2 separate regions of the Homo sapiens genome follow, and region 2 is linked to region 1. The links are chromatin contacts, found by Hi-C or POLR2A ChIA-PET in ENCODE. All regions are on one chromosome and are shown on one strand. Each heading gives the region's core, a stretch centred on a gene start or an enhancer-like site at or near the end of the contact. The rest is flanking DNA. Distances are from core to core; before and after follow the strand shown.

Evidence for each region. A loop is a pair of places that touch in the nucleus more often than their neighbours do. ChIA-PET counts read pairs that join two places held with the same protein, here RNA polymerase II (POLR2A). Pooled maps may share reads with other maps.
Region 2: a loop to region 1 is called in a map of ectodermal cell, with 2.5 times the contacts of the local background. The contact joins the promoter of TRIM45 here to the enhancer-like site in region 1. A Hi-C loop is called at or near these places in 3 of 168 maps with a recorded cell type or tissue (PC-9, breast epithelium and ectodermal cell) and 2 of 50 pooled maps. POLR2A ChIA-PET finds 5 or more read pairs at or near these places in 6 of 52 experiments (Caco-2, H1, OCI-LY7 and 3 more).

What each region holds. Positions count from the first base shown.
Region 1 is chr1:117,266,100-117,272,786 of GRCh38, forward strand. No RefSeq gene overlaps it. Among named protein-coding and RNA genes, the nearest start is that of LINC01525, 26 kb to the right of the region's middle. RefSeq lists a silencer at 2,548-2,842 and an enhancer at 2,804-3,322. Within about 2 kb of position 3,037, at least 3 of the 41 ENCODE cell types and tissues checked have a DNase peak (open chromatin) inside an H3K27ac peak, as active enhancers do; they include PC-9 and breast epithelium, where a contact is called at or near this core.
Region 2 is chr1:117,118,489-117,125,175 of GRCh38, forward strand. It overlaps TRIM45 (tripartite motif containing 45), which reads right to left and starts at 3,261. Exons shown (of 6, transcript NM_025188.4): 1 at 2,226-3,261; 2 at 1-279. The coding sequence starts at 2,713. RefSeq lists a silencer at 3,026-3,215 and an enhancer at 3,526-3,695.

The DNA of each region.
Region 1 (6,687 bases), core at 1,787-4,286:
ATTGAGTTCTCTATATATCCTTTAGAGGAGGGACACAATTCAACCCATAACAATGACACAGACAGTGGTTCTCAAACTCTCACATGTATCAGGCTCACCTGGAAGGTTTGTTAAAACACGGATTACAGCCAGGCACAGTGGCTCACGCCTGTAATCCCAGCACTTTGGGAGGCCAAGGCGGGCAGATCACTTGAGGTCAGGAGTTCAAGACCAGCCTGGCCAACATGGTGAAACCCCATCTCTACCAAAACTACAAAAATTAGCCAGGCATTGTGGCAGGTGCCTGTAAGCCCAGCTACTCAGGAGGCTGAGGCAGGAGAATTGCTTGAACCCGGGAGACAGAGGTTGCAGTGAGCCCAGATCACACTACTGCACTCCAGCCTGGGGGACAAGAGTGAGGGTCTGTCTCAAAAAAAAAAAAAAAAAATAGAGATTACTGGATCACATCCAGGGGTTCTGATTCAGGAGATCTGGGGTGGAGCCTAAGAATTTCCATTTCTAACAAGTTACCAGTTGATGCTGTTGCTGTTGGTCCTGGTAGCAGACACTTGAGAATTACTAGTGTAGGACCTTGCAACTCAAAATGCAGTCCTTGGACTAGGAGCATCAGCATCACCAGGGGCCCTGGGAGAAATGCAGACCCTCTCCTGGACCATGCCCCAGGCTTTCTGAATGAGAATCTACATTCTAACATTAAAGTTGGAGAAGCCTTGATCTAGGAGGCACTGCCCCAGAACAAGCTGGAAAGTCAGCTAGCCTCCGCTATAGAAGGAAGTTTCTACAAAGTCAAGCCAGTAGGCTCAGTTCAGTCAAGTTGGCCTTCTCATAGAGGTCTCTAAGAACCTCAATTGGTATCTGGCTCTCAGAAGAGTTTCTATTGGGTCCACATCCTAAAACCTGCTCATTCCTGGGAGATACCAGGAAGTCATGCCTGAGGTCTCATTTTCAGACAAGCAACAGAACATAAGGTTGCACACACCACCTTTGCTAAAGAGACAATAAGGCTTATTCAAAGAAGCCAATGAAACATACACTCAGAGATGGTGACAGGCCAGAGGGAATTAAGAGACCTGCAGAGGCACAAAAGAGGAGATAAGTAAAATGTATTACGAAGGAGTTTTCTTGGCACTTTGCCTGATCTACTGACTTATTTTTATTTCTTACAGTGCAGTTTTGTGGATAACTATTTATTTTCATGACTGCTTTAATTGGAGAAACAGGTTCACTTTGTTGTGATAAGGTTTGTGTTTCAAAAGCAAGGAAGAAAGTAGAAAACAATACAGTTCCTGTGAGTTCCTCTGAATGCACTGAAAGATTGTGCAATTCTCTCTAATATAGTTCCCAGTGATATTTTTTGGGGTGAGGCATTTGCTCTGGAAAAGAATGGTTTAAGTAGTTCCTATTATGGTTTCTAAATAAAGAGCCAAGCCCTGAACTGACCCCTGAACTAATGTGACAGAAAGCTCTGGCATTCAAAATGGCTGCAGTGCTTTGGGCCACACCTCTCTTCACTGGGCCGGGTCCATAACCTTCCAGCTGCTCTGAACCTGAGCCGGAGTTGTTTGCTAATTACCTATTCGTTTGCACCCATTGTCCACTGCCAGAAGATACACCTCCAAAGTCAGTTTCTCTTGTGAAAATTTGACTAACAAGCAGTGGCATATTAGAATTTCAGAGCTGACACCCACCTGACAACATCAACTCCAATCTCTCCTTCTTATAGGTACAGGGAAAGAAAGTGACTCAATGTGGCTCATGTAACCAGCCTGTGGCAGAACCTGGAGTCAATCCCAGGTCTATGGTCACTTCCAGCACTTCCCATGCCACCTCTTTATCCTGCCCTCTCCCTTGGAGATGAACTGACTTTGGAATTAACCATAAATTACCTGCCACAAACCCTCAGCAGCTTACACTTGAGTTCTCTGTTCCTAACCAACCCAAGCTATGGTATTGGCACAGAATTCTGTTTCTAGGGCTATGCCAGGTCAGGGGTACACACAGCACCCAAAAATCATGCTATAGAAGGCTATAATGCAAGTCTGGCTCTTCTGGAGCAGGTACATGAATGGAGCCAGCCTGCCATACTAGGTTCTATGGGAAACTGGGAGCACATGCCCCATGTAGCAGGGAAGCCAATACTTACCTCCAATAGCCAGGAGCCTTTGGGATTGAGGACCCAGTGTTGCCAGTCATAGCTATTTTTAAGAGATGTTAGAATTTTGTTTGTTTATATGTGAAATCACTTGCATTTTAAATATTGGCTCAGATTTTTAAATGTCTTTTAAAACACTGGCAGGCTAAACAAAATCCAGCCCATGGGCTGCCAATTCATCCTCTGCAGCATAGTAACAGTGAGGGATGAATGCTAAAGCCAGGCAGACCAGTGTGAATCCTGGCTCAGACCCTTGGTATGGCCATGGGTAAGGGAACCTCCCAGCCCTTCTACCTCCTAGCACTAATGGTCCAATCTCATAGCATTCTTGGGAAGACTGCAGTAATATAGGTGAAGCACTTAATGTGCTGCCAGTTACATCAGTACGCAAGAAAAGTTAGCACCGCCATTATAATAACCCTGAATCATAAAGACCTGAATGCCCTTAGTCAGAGCACCACCCAGAAAGCTCTCTAAGGCAAAGCCAGCACTCGTCTGCTAAAAGCCCTCTGTCCCTCTCAGCTAATTTCTGAACCAGTATCTTCCATGGCTTTGTGATCCCTGCTGGGAATTCAATGTTAAGGTAACATAGCAGCTTGTCATGTACTTCCCTGTGGCGTTTCTCTCTGGGGAGACAGAGACAAATGGAAAGAATGGACAAGGCGGGCTGCTCAAAGCACTCTGGATAGCCTTGGAGGATGCATGGACAGAGGAAAGCCCAGCTTCAGCCAGGAGGCCCCAGGGTGTTTGTTCCAGCAGATAAACATCCTTCCAGGAACAGTTTAGATCATCTGATATAAAAAAGTGGCCTCTGACCCAAGGCAGTTTTGTTCTGTTCTTTCTCAGCCAGTCAAGTGTAAGTGAAGAATGTGGCTGAGATTGGGATCTGGCCTGGAGTGCCTCACAGGGGGACACGACGGTTTAAATGCGGCTGAACCTTCTTTGGAATGCTGCCTGACTGGTGCTTCAGGTGTTACTTAAATTCTTAGCAAAGACAAAAGGAATCGAAAACAAGGTATACTAAACTGACCATTGTGCTATAGGGGCCTAAGGAAAGCTTCCCCTCCCCACTCTAAAATTTCACTGAGGGCCGGGGGCGGTGGCTCACCCCTGTAATCCCAGCACTGTAGGAGGCTGAGGAGGGCAGATCACCATGAATATTCAGTGTGAATATTCATGTGAGGAGTTTGAGACCAGCCTGGCCAACATAGTGAAACCCTATCTCTTCTAAAAATACAAAAATTAGCCGGGCATGGTGGCAGGCACCTGTAGTCCAGCTACTCTTGAGGCTGAGGCAGGAGAATCTCTTGAACCCGGGAGGCAGAAGTTGCAGTGAGCCGAGATTATGCCACTACACTCCAGCCTGGGTGACAGAGACTCTGCCTCAAAAAAAAAAAAAAAAAAAAATTTCATTGAAAAATCAACTCACAAAAGGCAGATTGATTGAAGAAAAGGCATACAAATTTATTAACATGCACACAGAATGAATTGCAGAGTGATTACCCCACCCCAACGGGATTCAGAAACTTATGTACCATCCTGGCAAAATAGGTTATGGGGTGATGGAGAAGAGAAATTCTGTTATGGGAATTGCTGGAGAGAATGAACGGTTCAAGGAACAGAGATGAACTTGTATGTTATCTTGTGAAAGGATCTGTTCAGGATCTCAGACAGATGAAGAAACTTCTTTTTTTTTCTTTTTAGTAGAGATGGGGTTTCACCATGTTGGCCAGGCTGGTCCTGAGCTCCTGGCCTCAAGTGATCCGCCCACCTCGACCTCCCAAACTGCTGGAATTACAGGCGTGAGAGACCATGTCTGGCCAGATAAATGAACTTCAACATCATCCTGTCTTTGGGACAGACTGGGGGGGCCAGATGGGGAAGATCAGAGAGACCTTGAGGCTTCTTCAGTTAAGTATGTCAATGAGCATATTTTGAGGTATCAGTTTGTGAGCCCCAACAATGTTTTGGTATAGGGGGTCTTACGGAAATGCAGGGAAATTTGATTTCACTTACCACAGGATCAGAGATGTATTTCTTTCATGGGTACCACAGCTGCTAAACCAAGCAGGTCTTCTCAGGACATAACCCACAGTGAGCATGTTAGGATGCAGGAACATGTGCAGGGCTCTGGCAAGAGGTACTGAAACATTGAAAACGGCCTTGATAGAGTATCTCTCTTTGAAAGAGGTTTAAAAAAGATACACTAAAAGTTATTTTGCTTAACACTGTCCATATAAACCAAAGAGGGCATTGAAATTACCAATGGCCCTGTATCTCTTGGGCAACAGATAAGGCCTATTTTCAAGATATATCTTTCCGTAGATCCTACTGTCCTGAATAATTTGTAGATTCCTGATGTATTGAATATTGAGAAATGCTTTTTAGTCTATGTCCAGTTATTTTCATGGATGTTGAAGAAAATAGACTAAGAGGAAGGGTTTAATATTTATGCAGCTACAAGTGTCCATTTTTCCCCCAGAAAATATACTACATAACACACACACTCTTTTCTTTTTTTTGGCATTATACAATTCTCTTCTCAGTGCTACAAAAGAACTAATTATTCACAGCAAGGAAAGCATGCTGTAATATAGTTGCAAGGGGCATTTTGTCTAGTTGTTAATTAGCCAAGTTTTTGGTGTCAGACAGAATTGAGTTTCAAATCTCACTCCACCACTTCCTAGATTTGAACTTGGGCAAATTATTTAGCCTTTCTAATCTTAGTTTCTCATAGCTATAAAATGAAGCTAATAACAGGATCTCTGCAAAGATTGTTATGAAAATTAAATGAGCTAATAGTTATATAGCATTTAGCAGGATTTGGCACATAATAGTGCTAAATCAATGGTAACTATTGTGAAACCAGAAAATCTGAGACAGATCTCGGTTAATTTAGAAAGTTTATTTTGCCAAGGTTGAGGATGCACTGGGACACAGCCTCAGGAAGTCCTGATGATATGTGCCCAAGGTGACCGGGGCACAGCTTGGTTTTATACATTTTAGGGAGACATGAGGTATCAGTCAATATATGTAAGAAGTACGTTCGTTCCATCCAGAAAGGTAGGGACAACTCAAAGCAAGGCCCCCCCACTGGGGGCTTCCAGATCACAGGTAGGTGAGAGACAGATGGTTGCATTCTTTTGAGTTTCTGGTAAGTCTTTCCGAAAGAGGCAATCAGAATATACACCTATCTCTGTGAGCAGAGGGATGACTTTGAATAGACTGGGAGGCAGATTTGCCCTGAGCAGTTCCCAGCTTGAAGGGGCCCAAGATATTTTCCTTTCACACTATTATTAAAATTTCCCTCCAATTTAACTCTTTCAATAAAACTCACATAACCAGTGTTTTCTTAAGGTGAGGTATACCTGTACTCAAGATGTGCTTAAATTCTGGTGAAGGAATGTTGAAAGAAATAAACAATTTCCTATGCCACTCAAAAGACCACAAGGATGGCTAAATAGTAGAAAGGCAAGTTTACTGGCAACATCAGTTTGCAAAACGGGAAGAGTCAGTCTTCAGTGTGTACCAACGGTATCCTCTCTTTGAAAAGGGAAAGGGCAGGTTGGGTTTTATGCCTCACAGGATCTGTATTACATAATAGTCATACATATTTAGCAGGTCTGGGGGGAAAGCCATACTTCTTTATGAGAGGAGTTGAGTGCATGCACAATGGGCAAACATATATATATAACACGCATCTCATGTTCATGTAGGGGCAGGGTTTTAGTATTAAAATGCGGTAGAGTTTGGCCCTTTACGACAAAAGGTAAACTATAGGACACAAAGACATAGAGATTGTGTGTAGTCTCTGTAAGCCAGCTGAAACTGGCTTGAGGTCTGCAGTTGCTAATCAGAAAAGAATGCTTTTCCTCTGTCCAATCAGAGTTGTAGTGATCTGCGTTGTAAATCAGAGTTAGGAATTTGCCTGATAGCACCTATTGTTAGGGAGTTTAACATGCTCAAGGTTTTTCTTGTAGTCAGAATTTAGGAAGTTGCTGTGCCAGCCAAGCTCTGGACCCTTGACTCACAGGTAACTTTTGTTTTCTTAACCTTGGGATCCATCTTAGTTGATAAAAGGGCATCTATTTTGGTCCCGCAGATCACATCTACTAGTCTGCATTGCTCATATTGCAGTTAGGATCCAGTCTCAATGAAGTCTGGCTACATAGTCTCAATGACAGCCTTGGAAACTCCTCCAGGGGTCATGAACATAGAATGGCCTTTCATAGTTTCCTGAGTTGGAGCAAGACAGCACAAGGGCAAATACAAATCAGAAATAAGAGTCTTAATTCTTATTTCAATTCCTGTAATTGAAAATAAGGGAAGAGTTCTCCCCATTTCCCTTTAATTTTCAGAATTTATCTATCCTTTGCAACTGTATATAAATCTTTATAGTAGCTAAGTAAGATTCTTGCCAGTCTCATAACTCAGAAATATTTCCTCAAGAACCTCAAAGCCATCTTTTTAAATGCAAACATCAGGAAAAAATTGCTTTTCTATCTTCCACTTCTATGGAAGAGTTAGAATCTGAT
Region 2 (6,687 bases), core at 2,011-4,510, 150 kb before region 1:
AGGGCTTCCTCCAGGGCCTCCACGTGGGGCTGAGTACCTTTGAGGAGCTCCCACACAGAGTCCCCATGCTTGTGGATGACATTGCTGGTGAAGTCACAGGGGTGTTCCCGATGCTCCCCCACCACACAATCCTGGCACACGGGCCGGTCACAGAACTCACAGAACAGCCTCAGTTCCTCTGCAGGGTGAACAGGACACAGGATGGGCTTCCCAATCCGGCTGTAGCCTTTCAAGTCTTTTAGGTCCACCATGGTGTGGTAAGTCGTTTTCTTCTGCCGCCTAGGGGCAAACAGAATCAGTAACAGGAAATAAGGGGATAATTCTGTTGGGAATAGTTGGGCAGAGAGATTTTAGGAGCACAGGATCTGAAGTTAAACAAACCTGATTTCAATTCCTTGCTCTAATCTCTAATTGCATGAACCTCTCTGATTCCAGTTTCTCATCTGTACAGTGGGGACAATACCTACCTGAAAGAGCTGTTGTATAGAATAACGTGTGAACAGACTAGGGCTCTGGCTGGCTACATGCCTATGCAGAAGGTTGCAAGACTATGACTGCATGCTAGAACTTTCCCAAAGAGTTTAGACAAGAGTCACAGTCGGCTTCCTAAGGTAAGCTAGCAGTGAGGGCATGGCAGAAAACCAGCATCAAGAAACAGAAACCATGCCAGATAACACAGCAATAAAGTCCAAGCAATTAAAAAGCAGACACCAAGTCTCATCTAGCTTGCATCTAAGATTTTGGTGAAGCATTTCTGTTGACCTGTATCACCCAAATCAGCAGGCTAGAATTTTTTTCAAGAGACATCGTCAACATCATTAGAAAGCGTGAAACCGGCCGGGCGCGGTGGCTCACGCCTGTAACCCCAGCATTTTGGGAGGCTGAGGTGGGCGGATCAACTGAGGTCAGGAGTTTGAGACCAGCCTGGCCAACATGGTGAAACCCTGTCTCTACTAAAAATACAAAAAATTAGCCAGGCGTGGTGGCATGTGCCTGTAATCCCAGCTACTGGGGAGGCTGAGGCAGGAGAATCGCTTGAACCTAGGAGGTGGAGGTTGCAGTGAGTGGAGATTGTGTTATTGCACTCCAGCCTGGGCGACTAGAGCCAGACTCCATCTCAGAAAAAAAAAAAAAGAGAAAAGAAAGTGTGAAACCAATGGTTAGTAGAATCAAAGCTCTCTTTCTAATTCCTTTCCTATAGTAGCCCTCTAGAGATGTAGGGAAATCCTTAGGAAAACATGGTGACTGTTCAGAGTTCCTCCATTAGCATTGTATCAATTTGAAGCTTATATGCCTATTCTGGCACCAGAAGAGTGGCTGCAGAGAAAATAGGGTTAGCTGGTTTGGCTGGCAGCAAGACAGTCGCAGGGACTATCACATAATTACAAGTTAAAAATAGAGTGAAGTCTACAAACTTGTTCTGTTAGTGTAGCCAGAAAACAAATGGAAGTAGAACCCGAAACCTATTTTAGGCTAATCCTAAAACTGTGGTCATTTTATATTCTGGTGTCCTAGGATGGGGTAAGGTAAGAGTACGAAGGGACAAAAGTGATCCATCTGACAAACTATTCACCAAATGCCATAAAACACATAGTCTGCACCCCAATTAACACCTACCAGCCCACCTCACCAAGCTCCAGAGTAACTCTAAGGTACACAAAGCAAAAGCTGAGGTCCGGCCAATCATCATCACCTATTCTAGGAGCACAGCATGGGTTACTGGAATGTAGTCAAAATGATCTGGATTTAATACTCAGTTCTGTTACACACTTACCAACTGTAGGACCTTGGCAAATCACATAATATTGCTGAGCTTGTTTCCCCAATTAATAAATGGGGGCGAAAACAGGGCCTGCTTTTCTGTAAGAGTTGCAAGATCGAAGGAGATCAAGAACAGGATCTATGCTGTTATATTCATTCTCCTGTTTCTCCAGCACCCAGTACAATTATTCACTACACGAATGACTGAAGGAAACTGTAGCTGCACTTTGTAAATTGAAAGGGTTTATTGCTATTGCTATATTAGGCTATATATTAGGTACTATATTAGGCTAACCGGGTTAACTGTTGTACTGGAGTATTTGCTATTGCATTGTTATATTGCTCTTTGACCTTCCACGGTATTTGAGAAGGCTTTCCTTTTCATCTGCTCACCGAGGGATTTGTCTTGACACCTCTTTGTAATCTGCTCTTAAGCTACACCTGATGGAGTGTCCCATCTTTACCTATGAGCCTGGCAGCAGAAGTGGCAGAGGTTGGCTTTGCAGGTCTGACACCTCTTCTCTACTTCCCTGTCGTTGCACAGGTCACACACCAGGCCCTGGCCTTCCCCACGTAGGCTCTCCAGCATCACATCATTCACGGCCAGGTGGTCTATGGTTAAAGCCTTCACTCCACCCATGGGCAGGTCCACCTGAGCATCACATACAGGACAAAGGATGCCGATCTGCGACTGCAGACTTCGTGGCTTGAGTTCCTGGAATATTGACCCCTCAGAGCTTGTGTCAGAGTCTCCCCCTCGGATGTCCACTACTGAGAAGGGCTCCAGCTGCTCCAGACACGTGGTGCAAACTGTATGCAAACAAGGCAAGAGCCTGGGGGCTTTGAAAAGCCCCAAGCACAGGGGGCAGTGAGTCTTGCCTGAGTTCCCAAGTGCAGTCCCACTAGTGAGTTTGCTTACAAAGCCCAGCAGCGGTTTTCTGTTTTCTGACATACTCCTCACGTTTGTGACCAATATTAGAAAGGGCCCTGGGCAGTTCTACGATTTAGTAGCAGGTGATTAAGCCCACCCAAAGAGAAAGTCTCCAGAACTTGAACAGAGACCATGGGGACTCCCTCGCTGACAAATAAAAGGGCAGACGGGAAGACGAGGCGTCCTCGAAGGAATCACCCACAGATCTACTCAGGAGGGCCCCCTCCTTTCCACTGCATCCCACACCAGACACGCCCACGCCCTCCTCTGCCCCGCAAGTCCTCCCCGGATGCGCTTCCAGGTCTAGCTCTCCAGCTAGTCCTGCTGCCAACAAAGTCACCCCTGCACCTCTCGCTCCCTCCACTGCCACCCCCCTCCCGCCGCCCGCCCCACTGCGCGCCACACGCGACAAGCGCCGACCCCACCCGCGCACGATGAGGTAGGGGCCCTCTTGCTCCTTCCCTCTGCGAAAGGCGCGCGCCGGGTGAGGGAATTGCAAGCCGCCGGCGGGCTTCTCGGTGTCCACCGCCTCTCCCGCGCCTCGGCCCGGGACGCCCGCGGGCTCTGGCCCCTCCTCACACCAATCCCAGCCCGGTCTACTCCGGCGAGTCCAATCACCGTCCGAGAGCGGCGGCCCTCGCCGCTCCGGGCCCCGCCGCCCTCCAGAGTGACGCCACTAAGCATCCAATAAGTTTTGGAAATTCCACATCTTCGCCAGTCCACTCACGCGGGGGGCGGGACCTGACAAGGCCGTGGGCGGGGCGGCCGAAGGGCTTAGAGTGCGGCGGGAGGAAAAGGCCAAGGCTCGGAGCGAGCGGCATAGTGTAGTCAGCGTCACCGTTTCACAGGGACTGTCCCTCTCTCTGTGGTGACCAGAGAGGCCTCAGGACCTCTTAAAAAGCCACGCTGATTTGGCGCCGGGACGGCCTTCTTTCTGCCCTCGGACTCGTCCCACGAACGCAGACTGGGTTCTCCCATTGGTGGATGGCACTGTCAGTTGGCTCTGCGCTGGGAGTGGGAGACGTTTTTCGGGCTCCCGAGGTCTCGGCCGCTCGGGGGCGCCAGACGTTTCTCCTCCACGCGGGTTTGAGGCTGCGAGGCTCCCCTCTGTCCTCAGGCGCTTACTGTAGCTCACAGGTCCCTCAGGCCTAGCGTGCTGGGTACAAGCACTCCCGCGGCTCCCCGACTTTGGGTATTTTTCGGGGGTGAGGGCATCTCAGGCTCGCGTTACGGGGACCGGTTCGGGAGACCGTGGAGCCGAGGTGTCGAATGGAGGGCTTACTTCGGCCGGGCCAGGGAGCGCCACCCTCCTTGTCGGGCTCGGGAAGGCTTTGTTTTCCGGTCCGGGGGGAGTGCAGATGACCTAAGGAGTTGAATGTCACCCGGGATTCCACAGTCCTGTGTAACAGAAACGAGCTGAGCGAGTTGGACCCGCTGTTTTTATCAGTCAATCACGGAGGGCTCCTGCCTGGTCACAGTGAGACAATGGACGGTGGCAATGAGGGACAAGCCCTTTGTGGGCTTAAAACTAATTGGGAAGATGAACACGTCCGACCCCTTTAACTTTATAATTACACGGCCACCTTCTCTGGCCTTACCAGGCGTCTCCTGATTCTCCAAAATTCCAAAAATGGAAACAGCTGCTCCTTTCCCCTCCACCTGTTGTTATCTCCAGTTGCGTCAGCTTGTCTACTGGGCCCTCACTGCTTTCTTTGTTCATGACCTTCCCTACTTAATTTGTACCCAGTGGGCGACTGTTTCACTTGATTCCTTCATTATCTGTTTCATGCTATAGGCATAGTGTCTGGAGCCTAAGCTTTTAAAAGTATGGAATCTGAAAAAAAGTTAACCCCAAAATATGAAAAAAAAAAAAAAAACCATTATAAAATATAAAAATGAAATGTTTGGCCATTTCCAAAATATAACACGCCAATGAGTCAAATGCCACCTTTATATAAAATGTGCAAGTAATTTCCAAATGTTAAGCATATCTCCAAAGATTTTTAAATAGTCCTTACCTAGATTTTTTTCAGCCTCTTGTCCTTCTTGCATCTACTCTCAAAATCGGCATTCGCCTCTCCAGTAGGCTGGAGGAAGTCACAAAAACTGTGTGGACTTGGGTTTGCTATATATTCTTGCTTTGAACTTCACCTTTACCCTCCCTGCTGCTTGGCTGTGCTTTACTTCATCTCTTGTTCATACTGTATCACATTTCTTGTGGTAGTAGTTTCAAGCTTCTCTTGTTTCAGAAGTACTTCATAATTTACACGTGCAATATCTCATTTAGCAGTATCTCATTTAACCTTTAACAATATTGTAAGGAAATGGCCTCAAAGAGGTCTTGCCAGGTCTTGGATGGCCAGCCCAAGTTAACATATCTGGAACTTGAACACAACCTTATGATGCCATATCTAAGATTATATTCGGGCTACCTCTACCTTTCCCTTTTTTTTTTTTTCTTTTTTTGAGATTGAGTTTTGCTCTTGTTGCCTAGGCCGGAATGCAATGGCAGGATCTCGGCACACTGCAACCTCCACCTCCAGGGTTCAAGCGATTCTCCTGCCTCAGCCTCCCAGGTAGCTGGAATTACAGGCATGCACCACCACACCTGGCTAATTTTTTGTATTTTTAGTAGAGACTGGATTTCACCATGTTGGGCAGGCTCCTCTCGAACTCCTGACCTCAGGTGATCCACCCGCCTCGGCCTCCCAAAGCGCTGGGATTACAGGCGTGAGCCACCGCGCCTGGCCACCTCTACCTTTCCTTTCTCAGTTTATTAAGCATCAAATCCCTCACACATGCTGCAGCTAATTCCCTTCCATTGATGAGAAAAACAAGGTTGTCTGAAGAACTGCCTCGCCTTTCTACTTAAAAAATCCATGATTCCTCACACCTCCTCTCTTACCTCTCCTGACTGCCATTCTTTAGTGCCAAGATTAGTTCCTCAAGATTTTTGTTTTTTATCCCAACCTCTCCTGCTTCCTCAAAACCTTATTCCTATGTTTCAGTCAGTTTTTCTGCCAAGAGTTCTGATGAAGTCCTGAAAGGGGAAGCAAATCGTCTTTTGATCTAGCTCCCCTTCAACGTATTAATAGTGGTGGTTCTCGCCCCTATATTTCTCAAAAGGGTGGTCTCACTGTCTGCTTTCATCATCTTTTTATAACCATCACCACCGATTTATTCCTCCCCTCTTTCCTATTGAGACTTTCTTGTAGATCATGAGTGACCATATTGCTGGCCTTTTCTCAATAGGCAATCTCTTTAGTATTTACCATTTTTTGTACTTCCTCATCCTTAAAACTTGCCTCCTCCTTGACTTCTGAAATACTCTACTCTCCTAACCTTCTGTCTCTTGGGCTGCTTCTCACACCCTCCATCCTCACTAGTTCCCCTTCCTCCACTTTATCTCCTACCTTTGCGTCTACATTTCCTCACGTGGATGATTCCCAGACCAACGCTTCCAGTACTGATGTCTCCCCTGAGCTTTTGACATAGATTTCTAAATCTGCACTCAAATATGTTCCTATCACCAAGTCCCACATAGCTTAAACTTCACTGAACTTCTTTGCTCACTGAACTGCACTCTCTGAATTTTCCTATTTGATTCTCTCCAGAGTATCATCATTCTCCTTTCCCTCCTGCATGAAACCTTATAGTGCTGCTGGCCTCCTTTCTCTTGTTCCATATCCAGGCAGACACCGATTTCTTTCCATCCCCACTGCCAACACCTCACTGCATACACTTTTTAAGATGCTATAGCTCTTTATCACCCTCACCTTAAGTATTACAATAGTGTCTGAATTATCCCTGCCCTTTATTTTTTTTGATCTACACAGTTCTTCCAAATTAATTGTAAAAACATATAAAAACATGATACAAGTCAGTCTTCATTCTAAAACTTTCAGTAGCTCCCCATTTTTGTAGGATAATATCTGCATTCTTCAATAGATTCATAAAACTGCTTGTTTAGTTATTCCCTAAACATTGCCAAGCAC